3 separate regions of the Homo sapiens genome follow, and regions 1 and 2 are each linked to region 3. The links are chromatin contacts, found by Hi-C or POLR2A ChIA-PET in ENCODE. All regions are on one chromosome and are shown on one strand. The core of a region is the stretch at or near the end of the contact, and the rest is flanking DNA. Distances in the headings are between cores, read along the strand shown. Region 1 holds the start of MTM1 (myotubularin 1). Region 2 holds the start of MTMR1 (myotubularin related protein 1). Region 3 holds the start of VMA21 (vacuolar ATPase assembly factor VMA21).

Region 1 (4,747 bases), core at 253-2,752, 830 kb before region 3:
GAGAGGACCAAGTGGAAAGGGCTGGAGGAAAGAAAAAACCCAGTGCATCAAGTTCCCTGGAACTAGGCCAGAGCTTGGGGTGAAGAGCAAAAAGAGGCACACTGGGAGAAGTGGCTAAAGAGTGGGTTGGGTTGGATTCTGGATGGCTTTGTTACTCTTCTAAGAAGTCTAGACTCTTCAATAAAGCATATATATATGCATATATAAATGATATATGAATATATGTGTATATGTGTGTGACTATGTAGAAACACACGTACACATATACACTGGTATCAGGTAAAATGCTGTTTTTAGATGCTGGAGAACTAACACATACAAGAGAAAAAAAACAGGTCATGATAAAGTCATCCTATTTACTCGAACTGCTCGCGTATAAGTATTATGCAGTACAAAGAATATTATGCTCATTTTTCTATGTGCCAGGTTGTCTTTTCTTTTTTTAATTTTTTTGACACGCAGTCTCGCTTTGTCACACAGGCTGGAGTGCAGTGGTGCCATCTCAGCTCACTGCAACCTCTCCCTCCCGGGTTCAAGCGATTCTCTTGCCTCAGCTTCCCGAGCAGCTGGTATTACAGACACCTGCCACCACGCCTGGATAATTTTTGTATTTTTAGTAGAGACGAGGTTTCACCATGTCGTCCAGGCTGGTCTCGAACTCCTGACCTCAGGTGATCCGCCTGCGTTGGCCTCCCAAAGTGCTAGGATTACAGGCGTGAGCCACCGCGCCCGGCCCAGATTGTTTGTTTTATTTGATTACACAATGAATTCTCTTCTTGAAGTTTGCCTTTCTTCTCTTTTTCCTGTCCCTTTCTTTTTACTGTATCAATAGTTGTCTGACCCAAACCTCAACAAGTAGAAGGAATTTTGGACTGAAATGTTTCCGTTCACTAAGTCTCAATTGCGTTCTTGGAAAGGTGCTGGCACAGCTGAGGGACACCCCAGCTGTTAGTTGAGTTTGTGAATTGCAGATCCTGCCCCAGAGTCAGTGAAATTTCTTTTTCCCTTATACTATCTCAACTTTACGCAGCCAACCCTGTGTACCCAATAATAGCTCAATTTAGTGGCATCCGCTAAAGTCTTGTATAGAGAAGTTTTCCCTCTGGATTTCCCCTTTACTGAAGAAAAATGGGGAGACCCAGACAAGGGTCCCGGGACTACGCTTCCCAGCCGCCTCCGCCCGGCGCCCAGTCCAACTTCCCTTACAGGGATGGCCCCTGGCATCTTGGCCCCGCCCATCCCCAGCACCATATTGCGAACTACAATTCCCAGCTGCCTCCATGCGTCGGACCCTTCAAAATGGGCTTCCCAGCAGCCTCTCGGGCGAAGAGCCCCGCCCTTCGGAGCTGCTCCCCAGGTCGACCCGGCGCACTCTTCCTGCCCCCTGCCCCGTCACGTGATGCAGTCCCGCCAACCGGCACGGGGAGGCGGGCAGCGGGCGGTGGCCGGGGGCGGGCAGGCCGTGGGGGGCGGACCCCAGAGGGGGCGGAGCAGGGCCCGGCAGCCGAGCAGCCTGGCAACGGCGGTGGCGCCCGGAGCCCGAGGTGGGTGCGCGCTCACGGCTGGCCTGGCTCGGAGCCGGGCACTGCGGGGACCCGTGGTGAGGGGATCGGGAGGAGGAAGTTGGGACTCCTTGGGCCAGCGGGTCGCGCGGGGCCTTGCCGCACCGTCAGGGTTGGGTGGGGGTTTCGTCCAAGCGCCGTCGCTGTCCCCGCGGGGCAGGGCTGAGGCCAGGGAGCAGCAGGCAGGTACCTCCGGCTTCCTCCCGTTCTCCCCGCCCAAGGTGGCCGGCCGGCGGCGGGCGAAGGTCGGGACGGGGGTAGGGGTTGGCTGGCCGTGGAGCTGGGGGCGGACGTCTCAGCCACTGCCTGGACTTTGCTTCCCCGTCCCGGGGCGGTGAGTGGGCCGGGCGTCCGCCCTGCCTCCCCGGCGACGCTCCGCGGCTGGTCCTCGCCTTGGCCCTCCGCACGGAGCGGGCGTCCGTCGCATCCCCGGTGGGCCCTGCGGAGCGGCCGCAGCCCGGCACTGGCCGCGAAGCCTCGATGGCCGCTCTCGGCCAGTGTTTCTGTGTCATACACGAGAGGTTTATCTGCTTTTGCAACAGTTGAGGGAAGATCTTAGAGGGAACGGTTAGTTCCCTGATACGCAGTCGGAAGTATGTACAGGCACGAGCAAGCGCCCGTGGCCGGGTTGCCTCCCTTAACTGTCTTTTGCTGCGCTCAGGAAGTGAAAACTAATTTTAGTATTTGCCTAAGCAAGTAAGAAGTGAATCTGCTGCAAAAATTATATTAGAGCTTTATAGACGCACGCATCGTTTGAGGCGAAGTGGGTTGCGACTGGTTTTGAAACAGATACACCAGATCTTCACAAGAATAAAATTATAGCATTTTAGAATTGACTGGCATCCTGAAGTTTACATTGTTCATTTGTTTCCTGGATGGGGGAACTGAGGCCCAGAGAGGGTAACTAATATGTCCCGGGCTTCAGGGCAACTTAATGGCAAAGCTAATATCACAAGCCAGCTCTTTGGGGGTATCTTGGTGTCTGTCTAGTCTGGATTCTTTTTACCACAGCTCAGTATTATTCCTTGTGAAATAAGCACCTTAGAGTCTTGAGACTGAGCCAGCAATTTTGCTAGACTGCAAACCATTTTGAATTTCCTTCAAAATCGGTTTACCAACCAAATAAGACAATCAGGCCTGTTACTTTGCAGACACGTTTGCCTTCATCCAACATATATATTGGGCACGATCATGTATTCACCAGATTTGATTCTGAATGGCTTTTGGCTGCTTCACAAAATCAAATCTACTTTTCAGAGATTCCACACCATGGGGGAGATTTGAACCAGTGGTGCTGCCTGCAGCACCAGTGTATAGTACCCTCCCGGGTGCTTGAGGGTGGATAACATTCACGGGGGGCTTGTAGATTCTAGTGTAGTTAGTAAATGATTGGTCTCTTTAACTTAAAGTTCTAACTACATTTATTAAGTTGTCGATGGTTTCATTCATTCATCAAACACAAGAATGCCAACGGTGGGCACTGGGAAGACAGCAAAGAGCCCCACTGCTGAGGTCCCTGCCTTATAGAGTTTATATGTGGGGAGGCACACAATAAAAAAATAAACAATGATATATTTTCTGGCAGAGATGAGCGCTATGAGAAAAAATAGAGCTCTGAAACCTTACAATGACAGTGAAACAGGCTGGCATGATTGAGAATGACTTGGGCATTACTTTGAATTTCTAGTTTTAGATTGCCAGCTGCTGCTCCAGTAAAGGAAATAAATCCAAAAGTAAATCTCTGAATCAAAGAGATTTTTTGGAGTCATCATTTCTCCAATGAGTGTCTTTTAGATGGTAAGCTCATCCCAGCCTCATTTTTACTCACATTTCCCCCCACCCCGACATGCAAACAGTAAGTGATTTCAAATACCTAGAGAGGTATTTTTCAAATCCTTTGCTGTTTTCATAGTTAGATAGCTGACTGTAGCTACAGAAAGCTCTGCTGAGGTCAATATTGGTTGTTGATTTCATGCCGGTGTCTGCTGGACTCTCAGGCTACCTTGCACAAGGGTTTCTCTTCCTGTGCAATGGTTTGTACTGTGAACCTCTTATCTGAAATGATCATCAGTCCTTGTGTGGTTTGTAAAGAAACTAGTTCATTTTGAAATAGCTCAAGAGAAAAGAAGCACTCATTCTTAGGAACAAGAGTGCTCGCTAATAAAATGGCATTAATGAGAGTTGACTGTAAAAGTTCATCTGTTTAATACCTTCTAAGTTCTCTCATATTCTGTATGTTCAATGGCTTCAAAGCAAAATTTTAAACTTTTACAGGTCTGAAAAATAATTAAAGTTACAAAAAATACTTTAATATTTTTTGTTCCAAAATGAGAGGCAGATTAACAAAATGTAGTTACTTAGAAACCACTGAAAACACATGGTTCTTGCTCTTATTGAGGGCTCCAAAATAAAGAGAAAAGTGGAGACTCTCAACGATTAATAGGTGACATTTTAAAGGGGTAACCAGAGGATTTCAAAGGCTGGAGTTTCTCATTTCTAAAGTTTATTCGATTTTGTAACAGAATAATAGATTGTTTTCATTATTCTTTAGTAATTTTCCTTTCCTGTTTTCGACCTCTTTGAAGTTCTGCTTTCATTATTTTCTAGTTTTCTAGTTCTTTATTTCCTTTTTGGCAGATGTGGGGGATAGGGACCGTCATTTGCCTAGAAGATTTTGACTCTGGATTGGGCAGCCTGCCCCAATTTGAATCCTGGACCTAATATTATCTGTGTGACTTTAGGCAAGGTACTTAACTCTGTGCTTTAGTTTCCTTATCTGTCAAATGAGAATAATAATAGTACCTTTCTCAAAGGGTTGCTGGAGGGACTGAGTGAATAATCTATGCTAAGTGCTTAGAAAAGTGTCTTGCATGTAGTAGACACTAAAGAAAAGCTGTTATTGACTTGAACGATATGGAACTCTTTTGTTTTTAAGAAAATACATTATTCTAGCTATGTCTTAATAAACTTTTGGAATCCAGTAGCTTGCTTTTCTCGACATTTCTCTGCATTTCCTTGTTGGCACGAGCTTTTGGTTCCAGGCGACGCTGGCAGCAGTGTCCTCCGTTCTTGCAGTGCTATATTCCCTTTACCATTTGGACTTAGAAATTTCTTGAGGCCAAATTTTGTTGCTACAAACAATAATAGAGCAAGAGAGGCCTTCTTCTAGTTTATCTGCCTTGAAA
Region 2 (4,670 bases), core at 1,146-3,645, 700 kb before region 3:
CCCTAATGTTGGAGTTGGGGCTGAGTAAGGGGTGTCTGGGTTGCAAACTGGATTGTGAACATCCTGAAGGTGGACCCCTCAGGAAAGGCTTTGTGCCCTCCCCGTGGTAATGAGTGAATCCTCGTTCTATGAGTTCATGCAAGAGCTGGTCGTTTGAAAGAGTCTGGTGCCTCCCTCACCTTTCACTTGCTCCTTCTCTCACCATTTGACATGCCTGTTTCCTCTTCGCCTTCCACCATGATTGTAAGCTTGCTGAGGCCCTTACCAGAAGCAGATGCCAGCACAATGCTTCTTGTACGGTCTGCAGAACTGTGAGCCAAAATAAACTTCTTTTCTTTATAAATTACCAGGTCTCTGGTATTCCTTTACAGCAAAGCAAAACAGATTAATATACCTACTAATCCACACCTTTGCCCATAACTGTGCCTTCTGCCTGGAATAACTTGACTCCTTTGCCTCATCAAGGATTTACTCATCTTTAAAGATTCAGTTTTATGTCACCTTTTTGGGGAAGTTTTCCTGACCTCCTCTTCTCCTATGGATTGGGGTAGGTGTTCCACATCCTGTGCAATTGTCCCCATTATAGCACTTGCCAACTTGTAATGTCATTGTTAATTTGTCTGTCCCCTTCACTGGATTGTGAACATCTTAGGCAGGGATATGTCAGATTCATCTCTGTCCTCTAAATCCTAAGTGTACTTAACTGAATTGGAAGTATGACAGTGTCACAGTGAATTCCTCTTTGGCCTAATGTTTCTTAAAGAATATGGTACTTAAAATATGCTTAAAGTTGCACTGTTTTCTTTCTGACAATTCTCAGCACAGCTAAGATGCTTGCAGCTACTTGTAACAAAATACCCAACTAAAAGTGGGTGTCTTAGTGTGCTTAGGCTGCCAAAACAAAATACCATAGACTGGGTGGCTTAAACAACAGAAATTTTCTCACAACTCTGGAGGCTGGAAAGTCCAAGATTAAGTGTCCAGCAGGGACCTAGTAAGGGCTCTGTTCCTGGCTTGCAGATGGCCACCTTCTTGCTGTGTACTCACACGGCCTTTTCTCAGTGTGTGCATGTGAGTGCATGAGATCAAGCTCTCTGGTGACCCTTCTTAAAAAGCACCAGTTCCATCAGACTAGAGCTTGGCCCTCATGACCTAATTGCCTCTCAAAGACCCCATCTCCAAATACCATCACACAGGGAATTAGGGCTTCAACATATGGACTTCAGGGGGATGAAAACATTCAGTCCATAACAGTGGGTTAACCATTTGATTTAATAATTTTAGAAAGCCAGCAACCTGCAGTCGGTGATTCTCCAGTGTGAGATAGGAGCTATTATTGTCTGGGGATCTTCCTTTCCTTCCTCCTAGCCCTCCTCACTCTGTCATCTTCTTACCCCAGGCTCACCTCCTCTTGTGCGTAAGATGGCTGTCGGGGCTTCAGGCATCATATCCTCAAAGTTCAGTTTGAAGTTATTAAGCTGGTGGGGCAGGATGGGTCTGGGATGGGCATGAGTAACTCCCTGTCTGCAGATCTGCCTTTTAACAGTGAGCAAATTGTTCCCTTTATATCTTCTTTTCCAGACCTGGGTCGCAGGCCTCCTGTCTACACCCAGAGCAATCACAGGCAAAGAGGCTTAATCACGAGCCACACACCCACTCCCAACTTAATCAGGGGTGAGGTGAGAGGGGATGAGCTGTTGGATATTCGAACCCAAACAAAATGAGCAAGGAAATAAATCTAGCCCAGAAAGCAAATGTCCTAAATGCCTCACCAAGATATTGGCTTGATGTTCATAGCAGTGATTTTTTAATCAACAGAAGTTAAATGTTACTCTTAACATAAACCATGGGCGGAAGCTCCGAGGGCGGCATCAGAACACTTGGTTGCCCTACAGATGGCAAGGGGGTGGGTTTGTGGCGGGGCGGCGGGGTGCGTATGGAGGGGGAGAGTGGAGGGAAGAATGGGGTGGGGAGGAATTGCTAAAATGCACGGAATTGCTCCTGCTTCAAGATGTCAAGACCGAGGGAGCTTGAGCTGTTCTATACCTTTTCCGGGAAGGACAACTGAGGTGGGAAATCATTTTTGATACTTGAATGTCTTCAAACTTCTTTTTACACCCCACGTCTCTGCAGTCAACCCGGTGTGACTATAGAGTGAAGCACGCTACGCATAATCCGTTTGGGGATTCCGAACCCCAGTGGCTCTGTACGCACCCAGGTCGCTGGAGCAGGAGGTCCCAGATCCCCGCTGTAAGGCTCCGTGGGCGAGCGCCCAGGTGGGGCTGGGCGAGGTGGGGGTTCCCGGCGCCGGCCCCGCGCGCCGCCCTCCCCGCCCCCGCTCCCGCCCCCCGACCCCCGCGCGCGCGGCCTTGTGGGTAACGCGGGGCCGCCAGGTGACAGCTAATGGCGGCGGCCGCCTGAGGCGGGCGGGCGGTATAGAGCGGGCGGCAGGAGGCAAGCAGCGAAACCTTCCCGGCCGCCGCTCCCGTCCCGACGGCGGCTTCCCCAAGGCGGCAGGACTCGGCGCGCCATGGACAGGCCGGCGGCGGCGGCGGCGGCGGGCTGCGAGGGCGGCGGGGGCCCGAACCCGGGGCCGGCGGGCGGCAGGAGGCCTCCTCGGGCCGCGGGGGGCGCCACCGCCGGCTCCCGGCAGCCCAGCGTGGAGACCCTGGACAGGTAAGCGGGGCCCGGGCTGCCCCGGCCTCCCGCGCCCCGACTCCCGAGGGCCCCGCGCGAGGCCAGCCCGCCCCCTCCCCGCGCGCTGCGCAGGGCCTGGCGGTGGCGGGGTGGGCGGCCCCTCTTCATCCCCTCTGGGCCCTCCTCCCCCCCACCCCCGGAAACCTCAGCGCCCCATCCGGGGACTGCTGCCCTCGGACCTGCTGCGGGCCGCGCACCTGGCTCACTTCCGCCCCGAGAGCCCCAGCTCCTGGAACCCCGGGAGGGGCTTCGCAGCTGTCAAACCACTTCCGGCGCCGCCACCTGCTGCCCTTGGCGATCGCTTGGCTGTCCCTGCCCAGGCCACCAATCCTCTTGGGAGGGAGATCCCACCCGGGCTCTCCTCTTCTAGCATCACCTTGCCTCGTGTGGTTTTAAGACCCCAATTCTGCTGTGGCTGCTTAGGGTCTTTGATGGGGGGTTGGGAGTGAGGACGGGGAGATGGGACCCCGCGGGCGTGGGAGCTGGTGCAGATCGAGGCAAAAATCTGAGATGGAAAACGTCCAAACTGCTCAGGAGGCAAGAAAACAGAACCATTTACTTTCAGTTCTTCACACTTTGAGGGAACCAGTTTATTGTTTTCATGAACACACAAGCAAGCCTACTGCTTCTGAGGCAGCTGCAGAACTAAGAGAAATCAGTTAGAAACATAAAGTGACCGTGTCGAACTGGGAGGGGCCACCGCCTCCTCCGACGACAAGAGATGGCCTATCGTGTAACCCGGAACATCCAGTTTTCCCACAACTTGGCCATTTCCCTGACACCAGAGTGCACTCAGGCAGCATGCACTGTTGGAATGTAGCTCAGTCAGTTTTACATGCCCATTCCTGCCTGTCTTGGTCATCCCATTGTGCCAAACTTTTGGGAGTTTCCAAAAGCACAGAAACAAGAAACATTCCCTTCACTTTTGTTTCTACCTCAGTGTAATTACAATATATTTTAATAAATTAATCACCCAAGTGGTTAGTGTCACTGAAAACCAGTCACAGCTAAGACAGCACTTGAAATGGTGAGGACTTCACTCATCTGCAAATATTCAACCACACACGAGGTCTGGGCGATTCAGAGAATAGCACAACACGGCTTTTGCTGCCTTACCATTTTGCTAGACTTACCATCTAGTGGAGAATACAAACCAACCAACAGTGGAAATCGAATGTGATAAATGAGATAGGTGGTAGAGGCGAACACAGAAGTACTCAGGATGGGCATGCATCAGAATCATTTAAGAAGCCAAAGGAGACCAGAATGTGTCACCCCCAAATATGCCTCATCTTCTGGTTTCCTTCAGAGATTTTGATGATCAGGGAAAGCCTGAGAAAGCTGACATTTGAGTAATGCCCCCAAAGAGGCGAGGGATCCAGCCATACAGATACCTGGGGGTGATAGTATTCTAGTCAGAGGCCTGTGCAAAGCCCCTGAGGTGAATGTGAGCCAAGTGTTCCTAGATCAGCGAGGAGACTAGGTGTCACTAGCAGGGAGGGAGCTAGGGAGAGACAAGTAAGGGATGACGTTAGAGAAGTCACAGAGCCAGATGGTGGAGAGCCTCAGAGGCCATGGGGAGCCACTGGGGACTTTGTGCAGAGGAGTGACATCATCTGTTGTAGATTTCAGTAGGCTCTCCATGGTGCTATGTGGACAATAGAGTGAAAGGGGAAGGAGCTGAAGCAGAGACTGTCAGTAGGAGGCTATTGTAGTAAGCCAAGTGAGATGGTGGTCCAGAGTGGAGCGGAGGAGGGGAGAAGTGGTCAGATACTACATGTAATTTGAAGACCTGCAGGGTAGAGCCAATGGGGTTTGCTGAAGATTGGTTGGTTGGTATGAGAGAAGAATCTGGGAGAATTCCAAAATTTTAGCTTGTGGGAAAATTGTGTTGCTGAGATGGAGAAGTCTTTCTAAGGTGGAGCAGGGTTAGAAAATAGCAGGCTCTTCGCTCTGGACATATCAATTTTGAG
Region 3 (4,831 bases), core at 1,452-3,951:
GTACAAGGAAGTGTTTAGACTACTGTTATGGGTTGAATTGCTGGCCCGGTCACCCACACCATCCCCAAATTCATATGCTGAAATCCTAGCCCCCAGTACCCCAGAGTGAAACAGCGTCGCTGCAGATGTAAATAATTAAGTTCATACAGGTGTAGGGTGGGCCCCTAATGCATTATGACTGGTGTCCTTATAAAAAGGGAAAATTTGGACAGAAACACAGACGCAGGGAGAAGGCCGTTTGAAGAAAAATGCAGAGATCAGGGTGATGCTTCTACAAGCCAAGAAATGCCAAAGATTGTCAGCAAACCACCAGAAAACAGAAGAGGGGCCTGGAACAGTCCTTCCTTCACAACCTTCAGAAGGAACCAGCCTCGCCAACATCTCCATCTCAGACTTCTAACCTCCTGAACTGGGAGATGATTAACTTCTGTTGTTGGAGCCACTTAGTTTGTGGCATTTGTTATGGCAGCTCCGGCAAACTACAACAACAGTGGTTCCCAGTTTTTTTGGGGGGGGGTGGACAGAGTCTTACTCTGTCACCCAGGCTGGAGTGCAGTGCAGTGGCACGATCTTGGCTCACTGCAACCTCCGCCTCCTGAGTTCAAGCGATTTTCTGCCTCAGCCTCCTGAGTAGCTGGGATTACAGGCATGTGCCACCACGCCAAGCTGGTTCCCAATTTTTTCACCATCAAGAACTATTTTGCTCTTTTTCCTTTTGTGGACCCAATTTATTTATTTAACAAATATTTATTAGTTCCTACTATATACCAGGCCCTACTCTAGGTATTGGGGAACAATAAGTCACAATTCCGTTCCCCCACTTGTGTTCATTCTATGTTTTAAAAGATTTATTCTATTAAGTATACTGTGGCTTATTTTCATAATAATCTGTGAACAGTCTTTTCTTATGGGATAACTAGGATAACCTCATCATGATATAGTAAGTGTCAAAAATCAAAGAACGGTGATATTTTAAGTAGCTTTGGATGCCTAACAGTAAATAGATTCATTAGGTTTTTAAAAATATTAAAAACTGCCTTCAGAACCACCATTACTACATTTATGGGTCCCTAGGGATTGAAGGACCTCACTGCAGGCTGATTAGCTAGAGCAGGGGTCAGCAAACTCTTCTGTAAAAGGGTCAGATGGTAAGAATTTTGGGCATTGCAGATCATTTTGGGCGTTGCAGATCATACCGTCTCTGTCACAACTACTCAACATTGCTGTTGTAGATAATACAAACAAATGAGAATGGCTGAGCTCCAATAAAATTTTATCAATAGACGCTGAAATTTGAATTTCATATAAATTTCACGTGTCATGTTATTCTTTTGACGTTTTCAACAATTTAAAAAGGAAAAACCATTCTTACCTCAGGGCTGTAGAAAAACAGGTGGTAGGCTCCATGTATTAGGTCGGCTGGCTCAGTTTGCCTACCCCAGAGCTAGATTCTCTTTGTACCCCAAGTTCTTACATTAGGTGGTTCTTACTCACCTAAAGGTCTAGATGAGGCCCAGATAGAGATTACTATTATTTTTATTAAATATTTTACAGTTTGTTTTTTAGAGACGGAGTCTTGCTATGCTGCCCAAGCTGCTCTGGAACTACTGGCCTCACGCAATCCTCCTGCCTCAGCTTCCCAAAGTGTTGAGATTACAGGCGTGAGCCAGCACAGTCAGCCCTAGAGGGGGATTATTCAGTTTGAACTAAAACCTGGACTTCCTGCTGCCCAGTCCATTGCCCTTTCCACCACTCTAAGCTGCTGGTTTAGTCATGATTTCAGATGTGGTCTTTGTATCCATGTGGTGCAGAAAATAGCTGTGTGGTCAGCGGCCCTTTCCAGGCGCTGACCATGTTAAGGGCTGTCCTCTTATTAGCAGCCAGTGGCAACTTAATTTTGTCAAGCCTGACTCCAGACTTACCCACCCTTTCGTTTTTACCTCTCTCGGGTTGCGCAGGCCCGGGAGGCCCATCTGTTCTTACTATTTGAGTCCCTGTTGTCTCATTGGCGGCTTTCTGAGCAGCTGCAAAATATGTTTTTAACTTTTAAGTGGAAGTTGGGGGTCACTGGCATCGAGTCTGGAACAGTCATTCTCAGCAAGAGCTCTTTGAACTCTGACATTCTCTAGTTTTACGGACTCGGGTGAGTGTTTTAACTCCTCCCAGCTGCCAAGGGCTTGACTTCCTACCACTGCGGGCAGTAATTAATGAGGCATTTATTTGCTCAAGTAGTGGCGAAATAATGCGCACTGCTTTTTTGTGTTGTCGTCGGCGGAATACGCTCAGTTGCCTAGCACCACAGCCCTCTGGCTGGTAGTCCCTCTTCGCGGCTCATATGCTCGGGTCTCCTTGCGGCCCCCAGCTCAGCGACCGAGACGCAGACGAGGACCAGTGTTCACGCGAGTTCAGGGGGCGGCGTAGCCGCCGCCCGCCCAGGAGGACCATGTTGCGCGGCAAGTCCCGGCTCAACGTGGAGTGGCTGGGCTACTCGCCAGGCCTGCTCCTCGAGCACAGGCCCCTCCTGGCAGGGCGCACGCCGCGGAGCCACCGCCGGTAAGTCATGTGAGCGCCCGCCCCCGCGCCGGCAACAGCCCTGCGTCGCTGCGGCGCGCCGCGCCGCGCCGCGCCTGCGTACTGTGGCCCGCCGCCCGGCGCGAACGGGCACTTCCGGCGCGAACGGGCACTTCCGGCGCGAACCGCTACTTCCGGTGCGAACCGCCTCGGCCGTTCCCTCGCGGAGCTTACTGAGCGCGGCCGCCGAGCCCAGCTCCGCCGCCGAGCGCCTGTGCCGGCACGGCTACACCATGGAGCGCCCGGATAAGGCGGCGCTGAACGCACTGCAGCCTCCTGAGTTCAGGTAGCCCTGAGCGGGGCCTGGACCGCGAGGCGGACTGGCCCCAGCCTGGAGCAGGGCTTGAGGGAAGGCCCTAGCTGAATGGGTGGGCGTGAGGTCTGGACCCCGGGGACCTGGCCTCAGGGAAGGGGGCGGGGAAAGCAGGTTGGAGCCTGAGACGTCTAAACTCCCGGCCCCGAACTTTCGCTCGGGAACAAGGGATCCGGGGTCATGGGGAATAGGTCAGTGGGCCTTCAGCTCATGCTCCTATCCTAGCACTTTCTCTCGCTGTGTCTATATTGCAGTCTCTTTCATTACCGCAGGGTCAGCCTTCTGAGGACAGGAATGCAGTCTCCTTCATCTCCGTGTTCCCTAGGGGGCCTGCATAGTCGGGGCTTAATAAATGTTTGCTGTATGAATGAAGGAGTAGAAGGGAATAGTCCCCTGGTGTGAGATTGCTTCACTTGGGGAATCAGTAAGATAGAGGCTGGTGACTGAGTTGAAGGAATGTATGAGAGAGCAGGTGGTTCTGGCCCACCCCAGTAGGCAAGGGAGTGGTGAGGGAGTTAGCTATCATTCGTTAAGACCTACTGTATGCCAGGCTCAGTGCACGTGCTTTACATACATTGTCAGAATTCTTAATTTCTCTAACTGCTTGATTTCCCAATTTTGAAGAGGATGCAGTTGAGGGTAAGTGACTTGAAACTGAGGGTGAGTGATTACAGAATTAGGCGACAAAGTTAGTATGTAATTGAAGCTAACGTTTGACCAAGCTCACTGACTCCAAAGCCCACGATCTTTGGAGCTCTGTGATGCCTTCTCTTTCCGACAGGGTCATTGTGAGTTTTTTTTTTTTTTTTTTAACTTTTATTTTAGGTTCATGAGTACATGCGCAGGTTTGTTATATAGGTAAACTGCATGTCACGGGGGCTTGGCGTACAGGTAATTTTGTCACCCAGGTAATAAGCATAGTACCCGATAGGCGTTTTTTCTGATTCTCTCCCTCCTCCCAGCCTCCACCCTCAAGTAGACCGCACTGTCTGTTGTTCCTCTCCTAGTGTCCATCTGTTCTTGTTGTTTAGTTCCCACTTATGAGAACGTGCAGTATTTGGTTTTCTTTTCCTGTCTTAATTTGCTTAGAATAATGGCTTCCAGCTCCAGTCATGTTGCTGCAAAGGACATGATCTCATTCTTTTTTATGGCTGCATAGTGTTCCATGGTGTATATGTACCGCATTTTCTTTATCCAGCCTCAATGTGGGTTTTTTTTTAATTATTCATTTATGAGAATACCAACATATTTTTATTAGATACACTTACAGCATAGTCCTTCTAGACTGATTCTGGTTTCCTAATGGAATTTGCAGTGAAATCTTGACTGTGGGAGAAAGAATTCCTGTTGTCTTACTTGCTACAAAAGGGAATGTGGTAGGCTCTGTCTGCTCAATGTTGGCTGCAGAAGTTTGTATGAAGTGGGAAAACTAGGTGGTGTTATAAATGGAGGCAGATTAAGGTTCATCCTGAACTTTTTCCTTTGTGTGAGGACAACTTTAATTCCAGCCTTTCTCATTCCTCACTTCTAACAAATCTCTGCTCAGTAACACCCAAAGATACATAGGATAAATCAATTGAATAGCATCAGTTGCTTTGTCTTGGATAAGCCACTGATTTTACCCAAGGTGGCTTGCATCAGCAAAACCAACAGCTCTTGTGGCTGGAATCCAGGGAGAAAATGTCCTATAAACAGTAGAGGAAGTTTGCTAGTTTTCAAAAGTTTGTATGTACACTTTGACTTAATGCTTAGTCCCATATTAGTGAGGTCACAACACAGAAAAGTAGTCACATTTTTGAAGTTTGAGGTAAAGAGAGAAGTGAGAAGGAATTAGCCATAAATTATTAAGGTATGCTGTGTATAGATTGTGTGGGGGCTAGAAATTAATATGTAGAAAGGTTATATTTGGGTGGTGGGATTATAGGTGATTTTGTTTACTTTAAAACA

The links. Hi-C counts contacts between places; a loop is a spot of excess contacts on that map. ChIA-PET counts read pairs that join two places held with the same protein, here RNA polymerase II (POLR2A). Pooled maps may share reads with other maps.
Region 1: a loop to region 3 is called in a map of OCI-LY7, with 23 times the contacts of the local background. The contact joins the promoter of MTM1 here to the promoter of VMA21 in region 3. A Hi-C loop is called at or near these places in 3 of 168 maps with a recorded cell type or tissue (CD4-positive, alpha-beta memory T cell, CD8-positive, alpha-beta T cell and OCI-LY7), 8 of 37 single-sample maps with no recorded cell type and 17 of 50 pooled maps. POLR2A ChIA-PET finds 5 or more read pairs at or near these places in 2 of 52 experiments (OCI-LY7 and activated CD4-positive, alpha-beta T cell).
Region 2: a loop to region 3 is called in a map of CD8-positive, alpha-beta T cell, with 8 times the contacts of the local background. The contact joins the promoter of MTMR1 here to the promoter of VMA21 in region 3. A Hi-C loop is called at or near these places in 4 of 168 maps with a recorded cell type or tissue (CD8-positive, alpha-beta T cell, ascending aorta and naive thymus-derived CD4-positive, alpha-beta T cell), 8 of 37 single-sample maps with no recorded cell type and 20 of 50 pooled maps. POLR2A ChIA-PET finds 5 or more read pairs at or near these places in 5 of 52 experiments (B cell, CD4-positive, alpha-beta memory T cell, GM12878 and 2 more).

Annotation. Positions count from the first base shown.
Region 1 is chrX:150,567,119-150,571,865 of GRCh38, forward strand. MTM1 (myotubularin 1) reads left to right here and starts at 1,503. Exons shown (of 15, transcript NM_000252.3): 1 at 1,503-1,544. RefSeq lists an enhancer at 1-20 and a silencer at 1,305-1,984.
Region 2 is chrX:150,691,001-150,695,670 of GRCh38, forward strand. MTMR1 (myotubularin related protein 1) reads left to right here and starts at 2,396. Exons shown (of 16, transcript NM_001306144.3): 1 at 2,396-2,676. The coding sequence starts at 2,531. RefSeq lists silencers at 2,327-2,396, 2,707-2,846 and enhancers at 3,740-3,839, 3,860-3,939.
Region 3 is chrX:151,394,505-151,399,335 of GRCh38, forward strand. VMA21 (vacuolar ATPase assembly factor VMA21) reads left to right here and starts at 2,702. Exons shown (of 3, transcript NM_001017980.4): 1 at 2,702-2,857. The coding sequence starts at 2,805. RefSeq lists a silencer at 2,543-2,702 and enhancers at 2,983-3,132, 3,193-3,252.